Regions from separate parts of the Homo sapiens genome. Here region 2 is linked to region 1. The links are chromatin loops, found by intact Hi-C in ENCODE. Cell type or tissue: IMR-90. All regions are shown on one strand. Each heading gives the region's core, and the rest is flanking DNA. Links, peaks and the distances in the headings are about the cores only.

The links. Peaks named below come from ENCODE experiments on the same cell type or tissue, not always from the same donor. Only the 100,000 strongest peaks of a DNase experiment are listed, where the experiment ranks them.
Region 2: it touches region 1 in a loop (3-fold over the local background); 4 of 110 quality-filtered maps call a loop at or near these places.

The regions. Positions count from the first base shown.
Region 1 is chr12:32,379,708-32,385,096 of GRCh38, forward strand. BICD1 (BICD cargo adaptor 1) reads left to right here. Exons shown (of 10, transcript NM_001714.4): 10 at 1-3,926. Among named protein-coding and RNA genes, the nearest start is that of FGD4, 17 kb to the right of the region's middle. In IMR-90, for the core only: no CTCF peak of the experiment used is centred there; no DNase peak of the experiment used is centred there.
Region 2 is chr12:32,434,406-32,439,794 of GRCh38, forward strand. All of the region lies in intron 1 of FGD4 (FYVE, RhoGEF and PH domain containing 4), which reads left to right. Among named protein-coding and RNA genes, the nearest start is that of FGD4, 38 kb to the left of the region's middle. RefSeq lists an enhancer at 3,020-3,519. In IMR-90, for the core only: no CTCF peak of the experiment used is centred there; a DNase peak (open chromatin) is centred at 2,826.

The DNA of each region.
Region 1 (5,389 bases), core at 107-5,106:
GTGGCATAGCTGCTAAGTTGACTTTTAATAAAAAACTGTTTGTGCCTGAGGGAAATATATGCCTTTTTAAAAAGTACCTCAGAACATGTTCGTAGATCGTCTCATCGGTTTTGTTTGGTGGGACTGGGAGTTCAGCAGGAAGTATTGTCTGTGTGTGATGACGGGGCAGTATTGCCAGTCGGCAATGTTGTATTTGCATTCTTTATCCCTAACTCTGAATCTAGGACTCCATGAAAAGCCGGGTCACCCACAAAACATTTCTTCCAATACAAAGTGTATTATTACGTCTATTATAAACTAGTTTCATTTCAGTTATTTATCTTCATAGAGTGGGAAAGTCTTTTTCTGAAATACTAATTCTATGAAAATAATAATTTTAGTGAATCTTTGCCAAGAAGTTATAGAAACTTGGAAATAAATTTCTCATTTTCAGCACAAAATTAAGTGATAGTCCCTAAGCAGTAAGAGAGAATACCATGTATTTACACTGTGGCATCATTTAGTATAGTTTACACTGAGCCATATTTATTTATAGGCATTTAAAGTGAATCAGTATGTGTAGTGTTGATAAAAATCAGTATCTGTAAAGATAACATCAGGAATTCAAAAGGAAATTGAAAAGGGGCAGAACTAGTGAGAACCAAAAAGAATGAACTCCAGTAAGACTAATTGAAGACATACTTGGAGAGGAAAAATAAACAGCAGAAATGCACTAAAAAATACTGGCTAATTATTGCAAACAGAGTGAGCAAAGATTAATGCTAACTAGTAAAAGTAGTTAGCAAAGTAAACAGGTAGTTTTTTAAAAGTAAGCACAATTACAATATTGAATAGTATGGAGAAATGCTTTTCTCCTGAGGATTTTCCTTAATCAAAAAATAAGAAGAAGCAATAAATTGTCTTTGGCCTGAGTGCTGAGTGGCATAAATAAAGGAGCTTGGCTTAATCTTTCTGGTCCACACATAATCCATTAGATCCCATTCATATATCCAACTCTGGATTCTAATAAAATAATTTGGAGAACTTTGAGAAAAAGGAAAACTGTTAAATAAGAAAAGACCTATTTAGAAATTATACTTTAGTCTAACGAAGAGGAGGTACAATAGTAGTCTTCAAGAAAAGAATATTTAACAAATGATAGATATCAGCTATAGATATTGTTACTAAGTCTAGAATAAAAAAGGCTTCAGTGTGAAGGATGTATAGTAACTCTAGGAAAGAGATTTTTAACACTGGGAAATTAACGTGGAAATTGATAATCATAAAGAATATTTGTTTTGTAAAAATTGAATATCATTGGTGGTCTAGTAAGTATTAAGTGGCAAGATAGGAGAATGCATTTCAGTTCTGGGAGCTCATAATCCTGTGATTCTTTTATTTTAAGTTTTAAAATACATTAAAATTTTACTGGTTAATCATAAAATATTTTATATTTGAAAATAGGATGGCAATCTTTATTTTTCCAAGATATTTGTTGGAAAAAAATGATCGTTGGTATTATTTTTTCTTTCAGCTATATTCCATGGTATCTTTAAAATTGTTCAGAATATAGGACTTTTACTAAAAAAATTCAATTGTCAGAGTCTAAAAAAACAATGTCCTCAGGAATACTTCAGAAATAGAAGGTATGCAATCCCTTAGTGGGGGGCAAACACATTTCAGATTTCGTCTTTATTTAAAAGGATCTTCAGTCTACAACATTTGCTTTTTTCGTGCTTTGGAAAATATCCTTGTGCAGATAAGTTCTTCTGTTTGAAACAAGCATGAAACATTGGTCCAATAACCTAAGAATGTGGAGATTTCTTGATATTCTGTATTAATTAAAGTTCTCTACATGTCTCAAATGGAGATCACAAAACATGAAAAGGAAGAAATGAAATATCTTTTCTTCTGGGATGAGTGTCAATTTTAATGTATAATTGTCATAATCAATCAGCCAAAAGTTACAATCTGTCCCTCAGAGACATTGGGGGAAGCTGATGGATTTCCAGTAAGGAACTGTGGTGGGTTCAAACTCAGGCTGCCACAAATACATTGATATGGTAGGTAGGAAGTAGGACTAAATTTGAAAGAAACTTATGGGATAAAGTTCACAATTTTAAAAAGGTTGCCCTCCAGTTTTTTTGTTTGTTTATAAACTAGAGTGATTTTTAAGTAACCCTTATATTTAAGGCTGCAAAAAATGTACAAGAGTATGTTTTCAAGTAAAGGGAACATAATTCTTCAAAAAGCTGTTGAACTGGAGTTATGATAGGTTATGACAGAGAGCATGATCAGTGCTGATACTGACAAGTACTTTTTTACCTTAAAATCAACTTCTATGGAACTACAAGATCAATCTAGCTCCCGAGTGACATTTTCCATTGTCTGTAATAATGCCCTCGGATGAGTTGTGTCTAAAATTAAGTTCATCTTTATTTATATGCGAACTTAACTGCCATAGTCCCTAATGTATTGCGTTTGTAACCTGATCGTATTATGTTTACAGCTGAAAGATTTCATCTAGACATGTCTTTCGTCCTTATTATTCAAAGTGTAATTGAAAGAGATATTTAGTATTAAGACATGTTCCCCAATTGAGAATTTTCCAGAATATTCTACTTAAGAAGAAGAAGAGCAATTAACTGCCTTTAGTGTAAGGGCGAGAGTGCATAGAAATATGCAATGTAAAATGTTTGCATGAATTATTTCACATCATGTAAGCTTTCCCATATTCATAAGATGAACACTATAGAAGTCTCATTTCTCTGTGATCTTCTGTCCATTAGGAAAGTAAGGAGATTGTTATCTATATCTAGTCTCCTTTCCATATTGAACTGCATGGCTCTAATCCTCAGTGTATTTTTATCCCTTCTCGAGTTATTTAAAATTTGCCCTATTTAAGCTGAAGCCTGGATAAACTGCTGAGCCAGATTATTCCTGTGATTGGAGTTTAATTGCTGTAGAACACTTGTTGAGAACACATTTTTTACTTTTTTTCTTTCAGAATTATTCCTCAATCATTGTTCTCTAATGAAAACACCGAGAAGTAAATCTGGTGCTTCTTAGTGTAAATATGTTTTTCTTTTTAAAAAGTCATTTTAAAACAAAGATGAGAGAACTATAAAGTAAGGGGAAATATCATTTTATTTAAAAATAATTATTCAATGATAGATAATGGAGATACAGAATGACTCATTGGGTTCATAGGTATGATTTGTGCAGCCAGTCTTAGAGGAAATACATCATTTTAACATTATTCCCACAAAATGTTAAAGCTCAATGGTTTGACTATGAGAGTCAAACAATTACTATTTGAAAATCTCTTATGACATTTTTATAATCTACTCTGTTTTTATTTGCATGATTATGCTTATGTGATGAACCATCCATGATTCTGATATTGTATTTCTTTCCAGTATTAACATGTGTATTGTGTGGCCAACTCTGATTTGTACACCGTATTATTGTTGTAATGATTCAACTGTTCCTACATTTAATTGCAGTTTAATTATTATGCCTTTTGGGGTTAAATGATGTGAAGTGTTTCCACCTACTGATAAATACCATATGAAAACACGACTAAAAGACTGATTTAAGAAACTTGTTATTTTTAAAAATATGAATTTCAAAAGAAATGTTCTCAAAGACACATGCATTTATTTTAAATTCAAAAAATTCTTATGAATTTATTATTGCTTGTACTTTAACTTTTTTTATTGTAGACAATCCTAAGTGAATAATGTCTCATGGGAGAACACATGATATGTGCTTGTATTTGTGTAATCTGATCATGCACTCAATGGTTGGAAAAGGCACTCCAGTGCTAAGAAAATAACCAGAAGCCAATATATCGATTCTTATATCTCGGTTTATGTTACCAACTGAATATGGTGTAATGCATAACTTTTTCCAGTAAATAAACTGGTTATTTTTTGTTCATTTCATTAATGCTGCCTTTTTATCAATTTGAGCAGTTTTTCTGTATGTCATTTTGATGTATACTTACAAAAAGGAAAAGACTATATGAATTCAGATGTGATCTATATGTTTATTCAAAGTAAGAACTTATTTGAACTAAAAACTAAATGCTTTGCTTTAACAACAATTCTATACATTCCTGGTAAGTAATGTGTATCAACTCTGCTCATTTCCTCCAGTTATCACCTCTTCTACTTGTAATCTTTTCTAGAAAGCTATTTTGGCAGGAGGATATACTTGGCTGAATTTGATTAGAAATGTACCAACATGAAGAAAATGCTTGCCCTAAAACAGGAAACATTATTTTGATGAAAGAAGAATGAAGTTTCTATGCATTATTTTGGGAGACAATTCCTCTTTGTTCTTTTTGGAACAGCAGAGTTCCAAAACTTTGAGGGAGGTTAATTTTCTAGCTCCTCCTACAAATACATATTGTAGTAAATCAGCTGCTTTGGGAACCATCCACTTTGATTCGATTTTATTTAAAGGGTGGAGGAGGGGGAGAGGCAGATAGAACATGGTGTTCTAGTGAGTTAAAACGTCTAATGCAATCCTCATTATAGCTAATCAAATTCGTGCAACACGGGCAGCCAACATCCTGGCAAAAGCTGTCTGCTCACCTGTTGCATAAATACAACACTAGAAATAATAATGTAAACTTTTCTACAAATTTCTCCTTTTTCTCTTCCAAAAGCTTTTGTTTTTCTTGGAGGTTGGATCTATAAGTCTATTTGATACTTGACTTTCTCTTACATGATAAAGCTGATAGTCTGCCACATTCAAAAGTGAAAACAGCTGGACGCATCAAGAAAGTCTCTTCTCATCTATACATTTTGCAGGCAACTTGGACAGCCTATATTGCAACCCACAAGGGATGAGAAAGAGAGCAGAATCGATGGGAACTTGTGGAAGGGATTTCCGTCTTCTTCTTCTTCTTCTTCTTCTTCTTCTTCTTCTTCTTCTTCTTCTTCTTTTCTTCTTCTTTCTTCTTCTCCTTCTCCTTCTCTTCTCCTCTTCTTCCTCTTCCTCTTCTTCCTTCTTCCTTCTTTCTTCTTCTTCTTCTTTTTTAAAGAGGGAGTCTTGCTCTGTCTCCCAGGCTGGAGTGCAGTGGCATGATCTTGGCTCACTGCAACCTCCGACTTCCTGGTTCAAGCTATTTTCGTGCCTCAGCCTCCTGAGTAGCTGGGATTACAGGCACGTACCACCATGCCCAGCTAATTTTTGTATTTTTAGTAGAGACGGGGTTTCACCATGTTGGACAGGATGGTCTTCATCTCCTGACCTCATGATCCACCCGCCTCGGCCTCCCAAAGTGCTGGGATTACAGGCGTGAGCCACCGCACCCAGCCGGATTTTTTTTTTCTTTTGAAACATGGCCTCACTCTGCCACCCAGGCAGGAGTGCAGTGGGATGATCTTGGCTCACTGCA
Region 2 (5,389 bases), core at 161-5,160, 55 kb after region 1:
TACAGTTTTTTACAGCTAGAATATTGAAAATAGTTTCTTTCTCCCTTCAAGTTGGATAAATTTTGTACACACGAAAAATAAGTTTGAATTTGTAGGCTAAATTCATTTCTTAGCTCCTTAGAAATGTTAGGCCTTTTCAAAGAGGAAAGCCTTAATTACACTGTATTCCTCAGGAAGGTTATTTCCTTCATGTAAATTATGACTTTTGTGATTCCAGTAGCTCTGTGATTTCTTCATGAATGTCATTAACTTAATTGCCTTCTCATTGCTTTATGCTAGAAAAATGGGAATGTGCTTTAAACTTTTGTAGATATTGACATTTAGAACATGGTTAACTTGTTAACAAGGTACACATTTATTCTGATGCAAAAATCTACACAATGTGTTGAGGCACCATATGATGTTTTGACCAGATTTTGTCAGTGTGCTATATATGAGTCAGAGGATTGAATAAGATGAAAAAAATCAAATATAGTGGTGAATGATACAAATTTCTTTTCTGAGAGGAGCAGCTTCGCTTCATTTCTTTTCTTTCCTTCTTTTCTTTTTTTTTTCTTTTCTTTTCTTTCTTTTTTTTGCCCAGGCTGGAGTGCAGTGGCACAGTCTTGGCTCACCGCTACCTCTGCCTCCCGGGTTCAAGTGATTCTCCTGTCTCAGCCTCCCGAGTAGCTGGGATTACAGGCATGCGCCACCACGCCTGGCTAATTTTGTATTTTTAATAGAGATGGAGTTTCTCCATGTTTGTCAGGCTGGTCTCGAACTCCCGACTTCAGGTGATCCGCCCACCTTGGCCTCCCAAAGTGCTGGGATTGATTACAGGTGTGAGCCACCGTGCCTGGCCACTTCATTTCTTTAAAGTGAAATGAAACTAGTTGAGAGATCTAGCTCAGGAGTTAGACAGGCCTGGGTTCAAATGCTGCCTCTGCTAATTCACAGATTTGGGTGAGTCAGTTTCTCTCAGGCTGTTTATTTATAAAATCAGGATAATCAAAGGTCTCATTTCAGAAGTTATGAAGGATTAAATAGAGTAATGCTCATAAAATGATATATTTACATATTCAGTACTCAATAAATGCTAGCTACAATTAAAAAAGTGTGTGTGTGTGTGTGTGTTTTAAATGACTAAGTTGGAATTGGCCTTTTTTTTGTGGTTTCCATCATTCGAACTTATTTTATTGATACTCATTAGCGAATATAATTTTGTTGATTTTTTTGGTGCATTATGACACTTTTTGTTAGTGATTACACAATGTTGATCATTTATTTATTTATTGTACTAAATACTGCAACCTCTGAATTGCCAATTTTTACATGGTATTTCTGGCAGTGATGGGTGGCCCCGCTTTCTGATTACATAAAATGGTCCATCTAGTCCATGGTTTTCATATTCCTTTGTAATTCTACTTACTGCTTTAAAATTCATTCAAATAAAAAGATCTAAGTTACTTGCAGTGAGTGAGTGCCCAAATGCAACAGCAAGGAGAGCTGAGAACATAACTAACCAATACTTTCGTGTTCAAAGAATAAATACTCTGAAACAGTGGGACAGAAGCTTGCTCCTTAGGGACTTTCTCAAAGTACCCTTGGTGGACATAAGGTTATCCTCACTCAACGGAAGGACATATCTGCTGTCGGGGGAGGACACAGAATGACGATTTCATTTACCTAGGATATTTTCCTTCTGTAAATGTCTGGAACAAGTTGTCACTGGACACCGTGATGTACAGTGTAGCCCTCCTATTAGAATAAATAAATTATGTGGTTGGACTGGAATGCTACAGGCACACTATGACTGGAAGTGGAAGGAGAGAGAATGTTTATTTAAAATACAGCACACATAAATAATAAATAAAAGTTTAAAACTTAATCAGCAACAGCAACAGGACCAGCCTCCCCTGTTCCATTTATGGTTCTTTTCAGGAACACCTGTATCTTTTCCTAAGGATAAAAAGTGGCACAAGGAGACAAAAGGCTTTGGAAGGAAAGAAAATACTTTGTTGTGACTTTGTGCTTTTCTGAAACAAGAAGGCAAAACATGTGGGCATTGAATGGCTGCAATAAAAGACTGCACAGTGTCCACACATTGGCAAGCCTCAGGTTTCAGAGGAAGCACTGGAGCCAGCAGAATGCCAAAGCCTTGTTTCTCCCTTGAACCAGTTTGGTGTTACGCCTGGTTGTGCTTCTCCCGCTTTACTTTTACTGTTGATAAATTTCTTAATAAGCTTTTTCCCTATCCCTTTTCCCTTTAATCCTATCGTTAAAGGTGTCTTGGGTCTGGTCTTAAATCAATTTGGTTATGACACTAGGTCCCAGAAAAAAAGCTGCTATCTCATTAGCAGCTTGGTGTGTTGGAAATTCATGTTTGAACCACACAGTGAACCTACACTACCAGTACCATTACTTCCCTGCATATAAAAAACAAAAAATGGGGGCCAGGCATGGTGGCTCATGCCTGTAATCCCAGCAATTTGGGAGGCCAAGGCAGGTGGATAGCTTGAGATCAGGAGTTCGAGACCAGCCTGGCCAACATGGTGAAACCCTGTCTCTACTAAAATTAGCCAGGCATGGTGGCGGGCGCCTGTAGTCCCAGCTATGTGGGAGGCTAAGGCAGGAGAATTGCTTGAACCTGGGAGGTGAAGTTTGCAGTGAGCCGAGATTGCACCACTGCACCCCAGTCTGGGTGACAGAGTGGGACTCCATGTCAAAAAAAAAAAAAAAAGGGAAAAAGAAAACAAATCACACAGAACATGAAGGGGCTGCTGAACAATGCAGCAGGAATGTAAATACATTCTCTTTCGGGTCAGACGTTTGGCCAGACGGCTGATTACAAAACATAGGATGACTTCAAGCTGAAGGTATGAAAACAAAAGGTTACACCTCAAAACAGAAATGACTGTTCATTGAGGCAGAGTAGTGAAGGTCTTGAAGAAGCTGGGACACCCATAAAAGAAAGAAAAGCCCTCTGCTCAGGAAATCCATGTCAGCTACACGTGGCTGAGCACGGAGGCTCTTTATGCTCCCTATACGATGAGCGAGGCGAGGTGTCCAACCGCACCCAGATGTGTTACTGGGCAGCCTGGCCCAGGCCTTTTTAAAGATGTTTGATAAAGCTCATGTAGCAACTACCAGAGCTTCACTACACGGATATCCGTGGTATTCATTGAGTAAAACCAGCAGATTTCACATAAGCAGATGTTTTTATTTGTTCCTAAAGTCTTAGAAAGTAATGTTATATTAACATGTAATATGAATTCCCTGTTACTCTTTGGATGGTTTGCATTTGACCAGTGTCTTTTCATTTTTAGTAAAAGCAAAATTTTTTCTAGACATAATCCTGCTATTGATGTTGAATACTATTTCATCTTACCCTGCATACCACACAATACCACTGATACATTGTATATACCACTGATAACATTCTTGGCCACTGGGAAAATTATTTTTTTACATTGTTATTGGTCTCCTGTGTTGTAGGTAGGACTATGCAGGAATGGATCTTTTCTTTGAGACAGAGTCTTGCTCTGTCACCCAGGCTGGAGTGCAGTGGCGCAATCTCAGCTCACTGCAGGCTCTACTCTCGGGTTCAAGCGATTCTTCTGCCTCAGCCTCCTGAGTAGCTGGGGCTACAGGCATACGCCATCATGTCCGGGTAATTTCTATAGTTTTAGTAGAGACTGGGTTTCGCTGTGTTGGCCAGTCTGGTCTCAAACTCTTGACTTCAAGTGATCCATCTGCCTGGGCCTCCCAAAGTGCTGGGATTATAGGCGTGAGCCACCGCGTCTGGCCAGGAATGGTTCTTGAACCATTTCTTCCCATCTTAGAAAATACTGACTTCTCACTTGCCTTATTGAAATGGTTTGGAGAGGTATAGCATCTAACAATACTGCACTTCCATAGAGCGGACTTGGGATAACAGTTAACTCCTAAGACATCAGCTGAAGATGACAAAGGTAAAAATATCTGCCGTTAAGATAAAGTTGAAAACTCTGTACTTACTGTACTTTATTCAAAATGTTAGCCTTCTCTTAGCAGATTCTTCAATAAGCTTGCTTTTAGGTTTCAACTGCCTTGAGCAGTTGAAATTAGGAGAGGTATGTGAATGTATCTGTAAGTAAGTGGACACAGGAGGATGCTTTTAGTTGTTTTTTTAATTGTCAAATTTTATATACTAGTCACCTAAAACATGTTTTTTGTTTGTTTGTTTGTGTGTGTTTTTTTTTTTGAGATGGAGTCTCGCTCTGTCACCCAGGCTGGAGTGCAGTGGCGCGATCTCAACTGCAACCTCCACCTCCCGGGTTCACGCCAATATCCTGCCTCAGCCTCCTGAGGAGCTGGGACTATAGGAGCCCGCCACCACGCCCAGCTAATTTTCTGTGTTTTTTTTAGTAGAGACGGGGTTTCACCATGTTAGCCAGGATGGTCTCGATCTCCTGACCTCGTGATCCGCCTGCCTTGGCCTCCCAAAGTGCTGGGATTACAGGCGTGAGCCACTGCGCCCGGCCCTACAACATGTTTTAAAATATGAATACGTTGTGGAATGATTCGATCGATTTGACCAGTGTCTTCATTTTTTGATCGAGCTAATTAACATATGTATTACCTCACTTATAATTTACTAATAATTATTATAGATATCATGTTGTACAATAGATCTATTGAACTTATTCTTCCTATCCAACTGAAATTTTGTATCCTTTGACCAAACATTTCCCCAAAACTGCACCCCCAACTCCCAGTGCCTGGTAACTACTATTCTACTCTCAACTTCTATGAGTTTAACTTTTACAGATTCCACATATAGTTGAGATCATGCAGTATTTGTCATTTTGTGTCTGGCTTATAACATAATGCTGTCCAGATTCATCCATCTTGTTACAAATGACATAATTTCTTTATTTTTAAAGGCCGAATAGTATTCCCTTGTGTATCTATGCCACATTTTCTATTCAGCTGTTGCTGAACACTTAGGTTGATTCCATATCTTGGCTATTGTGAATAGTGCTGCAGTGAACATGGGGATGCAGATAACTCTGACATACTGATTTCATTTCCTTTGGATACATACCCAGTTACCCAGTAGTGAGATTGCTGGATTATATGGCCATTCTATTTATAATTTTTTGAAGAACCTTCATACTGTTTCCCATAATGGCTATACTAATTTACATTACTAGCAGCAATGTACAAGATTTCCTTTTTCTCTTTGTCCTTGACCCTTGGGAGTTTATTACATGCCTTGAGGTAGTCTTCTTTGGGTTAAATCTGCTTGGTGTTCTGTAACCTTTTACTTGGATATTGATATCTTTCTCCATGTTTGAGACATTCTTTGTTATTATCCCACTGAATAAACTTTCTGCTCCTATCGCTCTCTCTGCCTCCTCTTTAAGGC